Linked DNA regions of Mus musculus: region 1 is linked to region 2. Evidence: chromatin contacts called from ENCODE Hi-C or POLR2A ChIA-PET data. All regions are on one chromosome and are shown on one strand. The core of a region is the stretch at or near the end of the contact, and the rest is flanking DNA. Distances in the headings are between cores, read along the strand shown.

What was found. A loop is a pair of places that touch in the nucleus more often than their neighbours do. ChIA-PET counts read pairs that join two places held with the same protein, here RNA polymerase II (POLR2A).
Region 1: a loop to region 2 is called in a map of T-helper 17 cell, with 5 times the contacts of the local background. The contact joins the promoter of Slc2a8 here to the promoter of Naif1 in region 2. A Hi-C loop is called at or near these places in 1 of 37 maps with a recorded cell type or tissue (T-helper 17 cell). POLR2A ChIA-PET finds 5 or more read pairs at or near these places in 1 of 5 experiments (embryonic stem cell).

Annotation. Positions count from the first base shown.
Region 1 is chr2:32,976,743-32,983,532 of GRCm38, reverse strand. It overlaps Slc2a8 (solute carrier family 2, (facilitated glucose transporter), member 8), which reads left to right and starts at 1,450. Exons shown (of 10, transcript NM_019488.5): 1 at 1,450-1,575; 2 at 1,650-1,812; 3 at 1,966-2,172; 4 at 3,432-3,531; 5 at 6,473-6,672. The coding sequence starts at 1,520.
Region 2 is chr2:32,445,007-32,452,589 of GRCm38, reverse strand. It overlaps Naif1 (nuclear apoptosis inducing factor 1), which reads right to left and starts at 2,133. Exons shown (of 2, transcript NM_194335.2): 1 at 1-2,133. The coding sequence starts at 151. It overlaps Slc25a25 (solute carrier family 25 (mitochondrial carrier, phosphate carrier), member 25), which reads left to right and starts at 1,120. Exons shown (of 10, transcript NM_001164357.1): 1 at 1,120-1,523. The coding sequence starts at 1,266.

The sequences.
Region 1 (6,790 bases), core at 201-2,700, 530 kb before region 2:
GGAGATCTGACTCCCTCTTCTGGAGTGTCTGAAGACAGCTGCAGTGTACTTACATATAATAAATAAATAAATCTTTAAAAAAAAAAAAAAGAATAGTCTTGTGATCAAAACTTCAAACTGCTGGTTGCTACAATTGGGTGGCTGCAGTAACGTAAAACCACTGTACAGACGGGATGGGCATTTTAAGGCTTAGCCTGCTCACAGCCCTCTAGAGATGAAGACACCCAGGCACAGAGAGGGACTAGGTGCCTCTCACTGGTTCTTTCTACATCTGTACGGATGAAGCTGCCACAAAGGTAGCGATTAAGCAGAGCAGTAGAGGCACACAATCACAGGGAGACTCGGGGCGGGAGGACAATAGAGATAATTACCATGATCGTGGGGTAACCAGGGAACAAGGGAATCACTAAGTTCCACTCTGTCCCACTTCTGGAATGGGGGACCTTGCCTGACAGGGTCCTCATCATCTCAGAATTCTAGACATTTGTAGCACTCATGATGAAGGTGAGCTGCTACCAGAAGCACCAGGTCAATGTCAGAAAGTCCAAGGATAGGAACAGGTGGCCCAAGAGAGTTTTCTTGGAGCCTTTTCACCCTGACGCTCTCTGAAGCAGAAGTCAAAGTTGGGGAGGAGCCTATTCCAGGGAACTGTGGGTAGTAAGGGTGGGAAGTCTTTCGGGAGCCAGTGTGATCCATCGCTGACCCACTACTACCCTCATTAGTGGAGGCTAGATTTAGAGACAATTCCATATAAAAATTAAAATAAAATAAAAGTAAAAATATAAAGGATGGCTCAATGCTTACGAACACTTGTTCCAGCAGAGGGCTCAAGCATGCACACACATGGCTCACAACAATCTCTAACTCCAGTTCCGTAGGATCTGATGATGCTTTCTGAATTCTACAAGCACCAGGAATGCATGGGACACACACACACACACACACACACACACGTGAACATGTAAACAACACTCATACAAATAAAGTTTAAATAAAAGCAAAAGAAACCACCAAAATAGGGGCAGCGAGATGACTCTGCTTGTAAGGTGTTTGCCCTCAAGCTTGACGACCTCCGTTCGATCCGGAGGATCCACTTGGTGGAAGGAAAACAAACTCAGGGAAGTTTACTTCGAACGTGCACAGGCACACTGTCACCTCTGTCCATCCCCCCCCCCCCCACTCCCTCCAGCCCCCAATAGATGATTAGAGGGAAAAACAAAAACAAAACACCCAAACAATCTTTCCATTCTCATTGGCAAGCTCAGACCTGATGGGCCACGCCTTCAGACTCACACCACACTCCAATTGGACAGTCGTGCCTGGGTCCCGGACACAGCTCCCTGCAAACCTTTACTTGGGTCGCTGGCGTAGTTCAGCTCCATTGAGCTTTGCAACCGGCTCTGTACTTCCATTGGCCAGCTCTGGTTGGGGGCCGGGTTCTAGCATCCCATTGGTCACTCCTGCAGCGGAGGCCGCGCTCGCCCGAGCGGCGACAGTTCGCGGGTCAGGTCCTGCTGACATGTCTCCCGAGGACCCCCAGGAGACGCAGCCGCTATTGCGGCCACCGGAAGCCAGGTGAGGACTCCCAGGGGCCGCGGTCACTCTCTCACGCCCGGCGACACCGCTCACGCCCCGCCTTGTACCCGTAGGACTCCCCGCGGCCGCCGGGTCTTCCTCGCTTCCTTCGCCGCCGCTCTGGGACCCCTCAGCTTCGGCTTCGCGCTCGGCTACAGCTCCCCCGCCATCCCCAGCCTGCGGCGCACCGCACCCCCGGCCCTGCGCCTCGGAGACAATGCGGCCTCCTGGTTCGGGGTGAGCCCTCTGGGGAGTCCTGGGTCCCCCACTCTCTGCCGCACCCCAGGATCCTCCTCATTCTCTTTCCTCTGAGACTAGGGGGCGTGGGGTGGAAGGATCGTGGGCCATGGCCCCTGGTGGCCTCCTCTTCAGCCCGTCCCGGGTCCCCAGGCCGTCGTGACCCTGGGCGCTGCTGCAGGGGGCATACTGGGCGGCTGGCTCCTGGACCGTGCAGGGCGCAAGCTGAGCCTCTTGCTCTGCACCGTGCCCTTCGTGACTGGCTTTGCTGTCATCACCGCGGCCCGGGATGTGTGGATGCTGCTCGGAGGCCGCCTCCTCACCGGCCTTGCCTGCGGAGTCGCCTCACTAGTGGCACCGGTGAGTGGTTTGAGCCTCCTAGATGACCTTTGCCAGGCAGGGGGCAGCCGGTCAGCAGCGAGGCAGTTCCTTACTGATCTTTTACTCTACTATGGTGGTGTCACTGTATGCTAGGCAGCGATAACGGGAATGCCCCTATTTTCTTGTTAACTGGGCAGTTCTACTCTGGTTTGTCCCTAGGATAGGCTGCAGGCTCCCTTCACTGCTTGCAGTGAAGGCTACATATACCTTGCAGCCCACACACCTGGACCACTTACCTGGACACAGGCTTCTCTCCCAGCCTCAGTGCCCCCCTGTAAAGTAAGGCCTAGTCCCGAGGTGGTTTCGGCCTTTGCACAGGAAACTGCTGGCCCGGGATAGTGTCTGAAAAGATTTAGACCCTAGCAACTGAGGGTCACCAGCAACCTGTGGCTACACACTTGGATGACCACCCATCCCTCCTTCACTTCCATGGCCTCCTGCTTATCCTCTTCATCTGTTGGAGGCGTGAAGGAGCTAGAGGAAAGGGAGACTGGGGACCTGTGGGTTGTTTTTGTTTTGTGTTTGTTTGTTTTTACTAGAGCATAAAGTATAGGATAATCTAGAAGTATGTATGGATAATGTCTAGTGACTCCTGAGATTAGAAGTGATGGCACCCCTGTTAGGACTGGGCTGAACAAGGACACATCAGACAGCAAGGGAGAAGTCTTTCGTTCTAACTCACATCTGTGCATATTAAATGTGTGCTGGGCTGGGCCTGGTGGCACATGCCTGTAATCCCAACACTTGAGGGTTAAATACATGAAGATCAGGAATTCAAGGTTTTCCTCAGCTCGGGAAGCTAGCCTAGGCTTCATGAAACTCTATCTCAATCAATCAATCAAGCAAGCAAGCAAGCAAGCAAACCAGGGTAGGAAAGCTCTGCACTCCTCTCTCAGTGCTCACACACATAATGGCAACCCATTACCCACAATCCTCTTTAAAACTCTGCGGGAAACCGGGTGGTGGTGGCGCACGCCTTTAATCCCAGCACTTGGGAGGCAGAGGCAGGCGGATTTCTGAGTTCCAGGCCAGCCTGGTCTACAGAGTGAGTTCCAGGACAGCCAGGGCTACACAGAGAAACCCTGTCTCGAAAAACCAAAAAAAAAAAAAAAAACAAACAAACAAACAAAAAAAAAAAATCTGCAGGAAATGGGGAGGGGCACTCTGCTGGCCTATAGCGTACAGTTAAACCTTTCCTTTCAAAGAGCCAAGTAAAATCTCACCTTAACCACCAATAGGTTTACATCTCGGAAATCGCCTACCCAGCTGTCCGAGGACTGCTCGGCTCCTGTGTGCAGCTGATGGTTGTCACTGGCATCCTCCTGGCCTATGTGGCAGGTAGATTTGTGTGCTTTCTTTGATCCCTGTTAGAGGCTATGCGGTCACTCTGGAAACTGAGGTTCACAGAGGACAAGAGTTTGCCTGGTGCTGCTGGTCAGGGTGCCAGGTTCTCGGTCACACAGCTTGGAGGGCTGGGGGGAGGGGCCTGGTAACCCGGTGCCAGGAAGAACTAGAGCAGGTGGTTTCTCTGTCCCAGAATCCCACCGCGCTGTGGAGGGAGTCAGGGGGTTCCAGTGCAAGGAAGGGTGGGATATAGGGAAACACTTTAGCTCAGTCACTTGGGGAGCTGGAGTTTCTGCATGCTGGCACTGAGTTCTCAGGAGAATGTCACATAAAGGAGGCTGCTCCCCAAAGATGAGGGGCAGAGCTGGTGGCCTGGGGAGGCTTTAGAAATTACCTCCTTGTAATATTTATTCTTTTAAACTTAACAAACATTTATACCAATAAAGACATGGGAGGTGTTAACTGAGACCTGTGAGCTCAATGAGGTGATTTTATTTTCTCAACTATGTACAAAATGTCGAGTTATAAGCCTACAACTAAACTGCTCGCTCTTTAGAAATCCCTTAGCTTCTCCTTCCTAGAATACTGATTTACCTGTGTCCTGCCACTGCTTCTCTGTGGCTCTTGCAAGCCCAAAGAGGGGATCTCTGTCTCTGTCTCTCTCTCTCTTTTTTTTTCTTTTTTGGTTTTTCGAGACAGGGTTTCTCTGTGTAGCCCTGGCTGTCCTGGAACTCAGAAATCCACCTGCCTCTGCCTCCCAAGTGCTGGGATTAAAGGCGTGCGCCACCACGCCCGGCAGGATCTCTGTCTCTTATCTGGAGCTCTTCCCATGAAGTTCTTCCAAGCCAAAAGAAAGAGTGAGAGCCAGTGAGAGAGATTGTTCTCAGAGGTCCAGGTCCTCCCTGTCCCCTTGGCAGGCCGAGCCACATCTCCTTCACAGCTAAGCCCAGCCAGTAGGGGTTGTACTATTTTGCCTTGTAAAATATGGGGGGAGGTATCCCAGGCTATCCAGCTGACCCGCTTTACAGAGCAAAGGCCTCACGACTTCTCCCAAGCCACTTATCTTAAAATAGGAAGGATCTTTCCACTCTTTAGCATTCTTATCTATGGAGGCTTTGAGAGACACACCCTAACTGCATCTCTTCTGGACATATCCAGTGCATCTGACAAACTAAGCATTTTATAATTTTGCTAACAAGTGGGTTTTTATGTACAATAAACTAATATCCTGTAATATCTCACTAGGCGTGGAGCCTTCAGACCTGACACATGGCCACCTGCTGGGTTTCACTGCCCCTCCCCCCAGCTTCATTCTCACCCCCACATCTCCAGAGCTGTTAGGACCAGGTGATTAGTAGCGTATGAAAAGTGCCTGCTAACGCATCCCCAGTGAGAACTGGGGTCGGGGCACTGACAGGCTTCACCTAGTTTGCGGTGCGCACACTGGCTCTTCCCGGTGGACCTTACACAGGTCCCGGTCTTTCATTTTTAACTCCCTTATTGTCCTGGCTCTTCAGTGTCTTGCCAGCAGCTTGGCTGCCTTGGGAGCCCTCTAGGGGACTAGAGCCCCTACTATGAACAGATGTTGTCATCGTCCTGTGGAGATAGTCGGTGTCTATCAACCACAGTGTTAACTCCAGTGTGGCTTCATACTGCCTTGCATTGATCCTATGGTGTCCTTTTGACCCACTGCTATGAGTTAGCTGTGACAGCAGAAAGTGACACGGTGGGAACAGTAGTGCCTCAGTCACTAGACTTTGTGGGGCCAGCTATAAGCTCCTTACTGCTGAAGTGAACAGATGCTCACAGGCTGACCTCTGACCTCCCCATGAGTGCTGTACCCTGAATGCCCATGCACCCACACTCTGTTCTAGCTACTTTTCTATTGCTGTGGCAAGACACCATGACCAAAGGCCATCTATATATAAATGTAAACATTTAATTTGGGGCTTGTAGTTCCAGAGGATCCATCACCTCTGGATCCCCATAATGGGAGCATGGCCGCAGGCAGGTAGGCGTGGTGATGGAGCAGTAGCCGAGGGCTCACATCTCACTCCACAGACAGTAGGCTGAGATCTAACTGGGAATGGCAAGGACTTTCCCCCGCCCCTTGCCCCGTGGAATGCCCAAACCATTCCACCAACTGGGGACCAGGTTCTCAAACATGAGCATGTGGGGGCCCTTCTCGTTCAAAAGATAGTTGAATAAAAGATAAAATTATGATACAAGTATAACATAAGGTTTGGGAAATCGTTGAGCAAATAGAAGAGCTTTCTGCCCAAGCACGAGGACCTGAGTTCAAATCCTAGAACCCACATAAAAGACTAAGTGTAGTCGTGAGTTCCTGTAACTCCAGCACCATGGCCAGTAAGAAACAGGATGATGCTGGCACCTTCTGATCACTAGCTTAGCTCCAGATTCATTGGAACACCCCAATCTAGGGAATAAGGCAGACAGCGATAGCACACCCAGTGGATGCCCTCTGGCTTCCATGCTCATGCATGGGTGCATGTTCGTGCATGCACACACACACATAAATTAAAAATTACTTTAAAAGTATAATGTAGCAAGTACATCAAAGCTGTAGCAGTCATTTGGCAGTAGCAAGTATTTTGCACCATTGGGCATGACAGAGTACAGCATTTGCCTTACCCTAGCATGTCTACCGCTGTGCGCTATGATATGTTACCATGGCTACAAGACATGGCTTGTTAATGAGCATCTTCCAGCTGTTATAATTTACATCTTCTGTGCAGTCCATCTGTATTTCCCTTAAAAGATGTCACCTAACGTCCTGATGGAACAGTCCTAGTAGCAACTGTTTCTTTAACCAACATGTGGGCAGAGGCAGTGAGATTCCTATCATTGGAGTGAGTCCCGGGGCTTGCAAGGGGGCTAGGCTGGCTCACCCTGGCTTTGACATCTGTCTTCGCAGGCTGGGTCCTAGAGTGGCGCTGGCTGGCCGTGCTGGGCTGTGTGCCCCCCACCCTCATGCTGCTGCTCATGTGCTACATGCCCGAGACCCCACGTTTTCTCCTCACTCAACACCAGTACCAGGAGGCCATGGCTGCCTTGCGCTTCCTGTGGGGCTCTGAGGAGGGCTGGGAAGAGCCCCCTGTTGGGGCTGAGCACCAGGTGAGAGACTGAGAACAGGGCAGAATGCAGAGCCTGTTCCCAAGGCCACACACCTGACTGGCAGCCCCACCCCCACCCTCAGTGAGGACCAGTGCTGTCTGAGCAGGTGGGGGTTGGC
Region 2 (7,583 bases), core at 884-3,383:
TGCCATGCCAGGCTGCACTCTTGGCAGCCAGAGGGACCCCAGCATTGAAGTGGTTCACCAGCAGGTGCTTCTTCAGTTCCAGTTCCTCCACGATGATCTCCACTTCCCGCTCTGAAAAGTTCATCTTCCTCTTCTTGGCTGGGACAGCCATGGCCTCCCCTTTCCTCTCTTTTTAAAGAAATTATAATGCTCTTAACAGCCCCAATTTCTCTTCTCTTCTTCCTCAGCCTCGCCTCTCTTTCACTCCCACCCCCTTTAGGGGGACAGGCAGGGCTTGTTCAAGGCCAAGTACCAGGCCTTAAGTAACCCCCCTCGCTACGCAAAGTGCGTAGGGCCCAGCCCTGACCGGCCCGACCGCCGCCAGCCAGCTGCGTAATGGCTTCCTGAATCTGCCTCTTCCGCTGGGGTGTGCGGAGATCCGCCCACTTCCCTTCTTCCCGCCCCTCGGCACATCCCTGAGAAGCCCCGCCCTCCAGGTTTGGCGTGGCTCAAATATCTGGCCGATCACTGGCTCTCCAGGCCTGCCATTCCTCCTAGAGGACACACCTCTTTGCTAGAACTGGCCTGGTCATTGGTCTAAAGTCTTGTCTGTCGCTTCAGGATGTCCGCCCACACGGACATTATTCACTTCCATTGGAAAAGCAGACTGTCGTTCAGTTCGTGTCGCGACTATTACGTTGTAAAATTCAGTTGTTTTATTGGCAGTTTAGAAGACTCCTAAAGCTTAGCCTCCTGATTTTGATTCGTGTTCTCGGTTTCGAGTCGTCAGCCCGTTAAATTTTCATTTTATTCAATGGTGCTGTGTTTTCTAACTTCAGTCCACAGTTACCCTCATATACATTTCATTTCCACTGTTAGCTACGATCTCTCCTTACACAACGCTCCTCTCAGCCTCATCATTCCGCAGTCTAAATAGAGCTTCTGAATGGGAATTGGACACAAGGCTTTCTGCTTGCCTATTACCCAGCTTCAGCCAATCCCCGGCTCCCTCAGTTTGAATCGCCTTCGAGCTGGCACGGTGACTCCGCCCCCTCATTGATCCCGGAGCCGACATACCGGCCTATGATTGGTCGGCAGTGCGCCAGAGGGCGCGGTCAGCGCCTCTGCGCGCCGCGGGGCGGGGCTCCCGGAAGCGGCCCCTCCCTCCAGTCGGCCGGCTTCTCGGAGCCCGCGCTCGCTGTCTGAGGAAAGCCGGCGTGCTTCCGCGCTCGGGTCGCTCTCCTGCCGCCTTCAGCCCGGCGTCCGGCGCCCCCGCCTCGCGCCCGATGGTGAGCAGTGTGTTGTGCCGCTGCGTGGCCTCCCCGCCGCCGGACGCCGCCGCCACCGCCTCGTCGTCCGCCTCGTCGCCGGCTTCTGTAGGGGACCCGTGCGGCGGCGCCGTCTGTGGCGGCCCGGACCACCAGCTACGCCTGTGGAGCCTCTTCCAGACACTCGACGTCAACCGCGACGGCGGCCTGTGTGTCAACGACCTGGCGGTGGGGCTGCGGCGCCTGGGACTGCACCGCACGGAGGGCGAGCTCCGGGTAAGTCTGCGTGCGCCGTCCGCGCGGGCGGGGAGGATCCGGGAGGTCTTGAGGAGAGAGACCGACGCCAAGGGGACGGGTCGGGACCGCAGGACTTCTCGGGCTGCTTTCTGTAGCCTGTCAGGTTTCGACGGACGCTGCTAGAGCTGAGCGGAACCCCTGGTGTTGGGGGGGATAGTGTCCCTCCACTGACAGATGGAAAGGAAATTCACACCTTGTTAGTGTGGGGCTCCTCAGGTGGGAGATGGGGCCGTGAGAAAAGCTCGTCGTGGCTACAGATGGGCACCCTTGGGTCTCTTTGATGGACAGAAAGCCCCCTCTACTTCCCTCTAGATAGAAGGACAGATAGATCTCAAGATTGCCCTACGGACCTCAAGGCCAAGTTGGTGCCCATCCTCCCTCAACACCTAGGTTCCTATCCACCCATTCTCATTGGCACCCCTTGTCTGTCTGTCTGTCTCTCGCTCGCTCGCTCTTCTCCCCCCACTCTCGTTTCCATGCCACCGGTGCCTCTAATCTGGTTGCTCACAGAGACATGTGGGTGTTGGGGAAGAAAAAAATGGGAACTGGGGTTCTAGGCAGATCAGTGTGGATGTGGGTGATGAAGACTGAACAGTTCTTTCTCATGGCTTAGACCCAGCCCCCCACTGCTGTTTCAGAACACTGGGTCATGATCCCTTTGTCGAATTGGAGTGCGAATATGTTAAAGAATCTGAAGAAAGATTCTTTTTTTGTTTGTTCGGTTGGTTTTGGGGATTTTTTTTTTCTAGACAGTGTTTCTCAATGTAGTCCTGGCTGCCCTGGAACGCCCTCTGTAGACCAGGCTGGCCTCGGAATCAGAGATCCACCTGCCTCTGCCTCCTGAGTGCGCCGGGATTAAAGGCCTTTGCCACCATCGCTCAATTGGAACTTTTTTCAAAAAATGAAAGTTAGATACATCTAAGGATATTTGTTGGCTGGAAAGGGATGGGCCAAGACTGGGAGACAGGGGTGGAGAAATGGCCATTTCTGGGTCTGCAAGAAACAGAACTACTATCCTTCCTGCACAAGAAGCCCTGAGCAGTGGCTTTTTCTTCCCTTTCTGTTTCATGTTGGTTTTTCAGTTTGACTTTAACTGTGGCTTCCCTTTACCAAGTGTTTCATTATTGTGGCATAGACTGGCTTACAATCTGGGGTGATTCTAATGAGCAGTTTGCCTGATAACCAGTTTGTGGCCAAAATTAGTATTTGGTTCATTTGTATGTACAGTAATTACGAATTTCATAGCCAAATATGAAGAAAACCTGGTAAGGTGGCAGTGAATTATGCCAGTTTGTTACTTAGGTGGCCACATAAAGTGTCATGTCCAAGATAATCTTGGATCAACATCCAAGGTATTTAACCTACTTAGTATCAGCATAGGAAGCCCAAGGACAGCACCGAGCAAAGCAGAATCCTTGGGGTAAGCCCAGAGATTTAAAGATAAGGTTTCTCTCTGTAGCCAGGCTGGCCTTGGACTCACAATTCTCTTAGCTTAAAAACAAAACCAAAAAAATCCTTTTTTAAAAAAGCTAGTTTTAGTTGGGTGGTGGTGACAGTGGACTTTAATCTCAGTACCCAAGAGGCAGAAGCAGGTGGATCTCTGAAAGTTCGAGCTCAGCCTGGTCTACATGTCTACACAGAGAAACCCTGTCTCAAAACACCAAAAAAAAAAGAGAGAGAGAGAGAGAGAAAGAAAAAAGAAAGAAAGAAAAAGAGGAGGAGGGGGAGAGAAAGAGAGAAAAGAAAGTATAGTTTAATACAGAATAGTGTTATGAGCTGGATATTTCCCCATATATGTCTAATGAATAAGTCATTTTTTTCTGTCTGGTTTTATTTATTTATTTATTTATCCCCCCCCCCCCCCCCCCGCATCCCTCCCCTCAGACGGGGTTTCTCTGTGTAGCCCTGGCTGTCCTGGAACTCACTCTGTAGAACAGGCTGGCCTCAAACTCAGAAATCCACCTGCCTCTGCCTCCCAAGTGCTGGGATAAAAGACGTGCGCCACCACAGATATTTTTTTGTTTTTTTTTTTTGTTTTTTTTTTAGCTTGGGTCTGACTATGTAGTTCTGACTGTCCTAGAACACAGTGTCACTGTAGATAGACCAGGGTGGCCTCAGACTCATAGAGATATGCCTGCTTCTGTCTCCCTAGTGCTAGGATTTAAAGGTGTGTACCACTTCACCCAGTGTGAATCATTTTTTGAAGCTAGGATAGCTAAATTCAGAGGATGTGTGCCCGAGGGCACAGTGAAGCCTTGTGGGGCCAGGTGAACCTTTTTGCTCTCACCACAGTTTTCTGTGGTGCCAGGTACAATGAGGACAGCTGGCTGTGTATTCCATGTTCTATCCCTAGCTTTGTGACTCATGGGAGTCACAGTGTTCTGGCAATTCATAGCACATCTAGTATTGATCCTAATCCATTTTCTCTTTTGTAATGATTTTTGACTAAAGGCAAATAAGGAGAAAGTGGCCATCTCTGGTGCTAAGAGAGAACCTGTTTGAGACATTTTCTTGCTCTTAGCTCAGGCCCAGATCTCAGGAGGAAGCCTTGGCTGGCCTCAATCTCACAGCCATCCTCCTACCTCAGAGTCCTGTCTGTCGGCCCTACCCGCCCTCCACCCTGGGATTGTTGCTATGAACCACCTCCAGGTAAAGAAAACCTTTTGGTTACCCTAAAGGAGCATAACTCTCTGTGGTCACTTGACTCCACAACCTTTTGACATCTTGACTGACCTAAGTTCTGTGACGTGAAACTTTTTTTTAAAGAACATAGATTTATTGAGAAGTCAGAACCCTCCAGAGTAGAAAGGGATCCAAGAGAGGAATATCCTAAAAAAATTTTTTTAAAACAGTTTATTTGAAGTATGGATTTACTATTAACTCAGCTCTCCTAGCTTATTTTTTTTTAATAAGTTAGCATACAAAGTAATGTGTGTCATTATGGCATCTTATACACTTCATACACTTTATACACTTTGTTCATAATCATTTCCCTTCCCCTCTTTTTCCAGCTTTTGTACAACTTAAATAGTTGTACAGCTTTAAGAAAGATTAGAAATTATGTTTTATAGACATTTAAACAACGAAAAATGTTCCTTTCTGTAAATAACTAGGCTGCAGCTAGACAGCCTACCTCATGCGTACACACACACACACACCACCACTTCCTGTTGAATTCATTGCTATTAGCTGCCTCTAGAAAAAGGCGGCACTGCTGTTTTTACGTAACTGGTAAGAGCCAAAGGACTTGGGGGCGCCCTCTGGGTAGAAGTGGGTGCCTGCTGTGCAGAAAGCCTTGACAATCACTGTACATTTGGAAGCCTGTGGCTCATGGGAGACTGGGCTGAGGTAGAGGTTTTCACAGGAACATCCGTGAGCCCTTAGCAGCAGATGCAGTCTACTGGAATCATGCGACTGCATAAAGCCTCTTGCTAGTTTATAACAGCTTGAAGTGAAGTTTTCTTTAAAAATAAACCAGCAAGTTTTGCCTTCTTCTGCCTTTGTTCTAGAAGAGACAGACAGAAAAATTACTTAAAATGGAAATGGGAAGAGAAATCCATGGCAGTCAGCCAGGGAGATTTTCTTTGTAAGGGACATTTGAGTAGGAAGCCTGTCTTGGGACAAAAGGAAGGGAAGGGTTTTCTAAAGAAAGACTAAAACATGACGACACCGACACCGGTAGTGACTTTAGGAGATGAGACTCAGCTTGGGCTAATTATAGCATTGACTATTTTGGGCATTTTCATGTGACCAAACAAAATCTATGTTTTAAAACATAGGTTAGGACTTGGCAGCCAAGCAGAGGAAGAAAGAAAGCAGTCTGTGTTACCTATAAGCAGTTGTGTTTTCTAGTTAGACTTGTGGGCTCTCACCCGGGCAAGGGTTTCATGCAGGAGAACATTCCAGATGCTGTGTTAAGCTTGCTAATCTAGAGACTTGTGTGCACAGTTTGAATCCTACAAAAACAAACATGGCAGTAACATGATTTTACATCATTTTACAAGGGAAGAAAAAGCCATCCAAAATGGTGATGCCTTTAGTGGTGAGATGTGCCTATAGTTGCAGCTTGGGGTTAGGAGAGTGGGTGGGACAGGCAGATGGTTTAAATTGATTCCAAGAGTTCAATCCACTGAGCCACATCCCCAGTCCTTTCAGAATCACATGTGTTGCTTCTAAAGTACAGCTTTAAGGCCATCCCACAATCGTCCTGTCAAGGAGTAAGAAAGAGCCCACCCTGCCCTCGCTCTTTCCTTGACCTTAGCAATATACACTTGAGGCAGTCTCTGTTGACTTGAAATCATCAAATGATTGTTAGTGTTGAGTTGGTATTATTCAATCAGACAACATCTCTAAACTTCTTACCTTTTTCGAGTTGGCCAAAACCAGACAGATTTAGATAAGATGGCCTTGTCTATAGAAGAAAACACTTATTTTTTGAGAAAGTATTTCACTTAGCCTAGGTTGGGCTTGAATTTGCTATGTTGCTGAGACTAACTTTAGAAATTTGGATCCTTTTGTCTCTTTTTTTTTTTTTTTCCCCGAGACAGGGTTTCTCTGTGTAGCCCTGGCTGTCCTGGAACTCACTCTGTAGACTAGGCTGACCTCGAACTCAGAAATCTGCCTGCCTCTGCCTCCCGAGTGCTGGGATTAAAGGCATGCATCACCACCGCCCAGCTTCCTTTTGTCTCTTGAGTGCTGGGTTCACAGGTATGTATCACTTGCCTGGTCCAGGACTTTGTGCATGTTAGGCGAGCACTCTACCAATTGAGATAACAGCTTTAATCTCCTTCTAAACCCCTTCTAGGTTGAGACAGGATCTCTTATAACTCTGACTGGCTTGGAACTTGTATTTATTCTCCTGCCTCAGCCTCAGAGTGTTAGGGTTACAGGTGTGGACTTTATGCCAGCTAAGGAAGAACTTGTCTTGGGAAGGGAGAGGACAGACATCATTGGGAATAATGTAATGGCCCATTAGGAAAAGATTAGACTGAGTATATTTATTAAATTGATTCTGCTATATTGTCGTCAAATTGGTTATTGGCTCATTCATGATCATGGGGCCAATTTGGAAAGTGGGTAAATATTTGAAACCATGCATAGTGGCACTGGGGAAGCTAACAGAAAAGGCTAGCCTGAAGTGCAATCGAGCCCTTGTCTCCAAAATACCTCCAAAGCTGATACTTGAAAAGAGGGACCAAAGTAATGAGCAGGACTACTCCCTCCTCTGTCTGAAGTGGAGCTTCACTGATGCATTCCTTTGATGTTCAGAGAGTCACTAATTGTTGAACTCTCCCAGAAATCACATGGGAATGAAGCAAACAGATCCTCTGCTGGAATTCATTTATAGCTCAGCTAAATACAGCTGTGGGTAAAGTCAGTGGACAAAACTGCATTGCTGCAAAGCTGATCTCATTACACTAAGTGCATAGACTTTAACCAGTTCCCATTAGAACTGGGTTTTTGGTTTTTTTTTTTTCCTTCCTTCTTTCTTTCTTTTTTTTTCAAGACATGGTTACTCTCTGTAGCCATGGCTGTGATGGAACTCACTATGCAGACCAGGTTGGCCTTGAACTCACAGACATCTATCTGCCTCTGCCATTGCCTCTTCCTCACAAGAACTGGATTTGAAAGCATCACTGACCACCAAAACTTGCAGTGACTGTCCAGCTTTCCACTTGAAGTAGGATTCTCCTTGTGGCATCCTCCTCCATGGATGGTCATTATCCAACTTAAAACCTGGATTATGTTAGTTCTTTGTGATCTGAGACCAGTCATCTTGTATCAGCTACTCATGTGCTGAAAAGTGCCTTCAAGTAAAGAACAGGAGCTCTTTAGGAATCCAGAAACCAATATCTTTATATGAAAGTGTCAAGATGAGCCAGGCGGTGGTGGTGTATGCCTTTCATCCCAGCACTCAGGAGGCAGAGGCAGGTGAGACCATCGTAATCTACAAAACGAGTTCCAGGACAGCAAGGGCTAAACAGAGAAGCCCTGAAAACCAAGAGGAAAAAAAAATCAAAATGAAACCCATTATTTTGA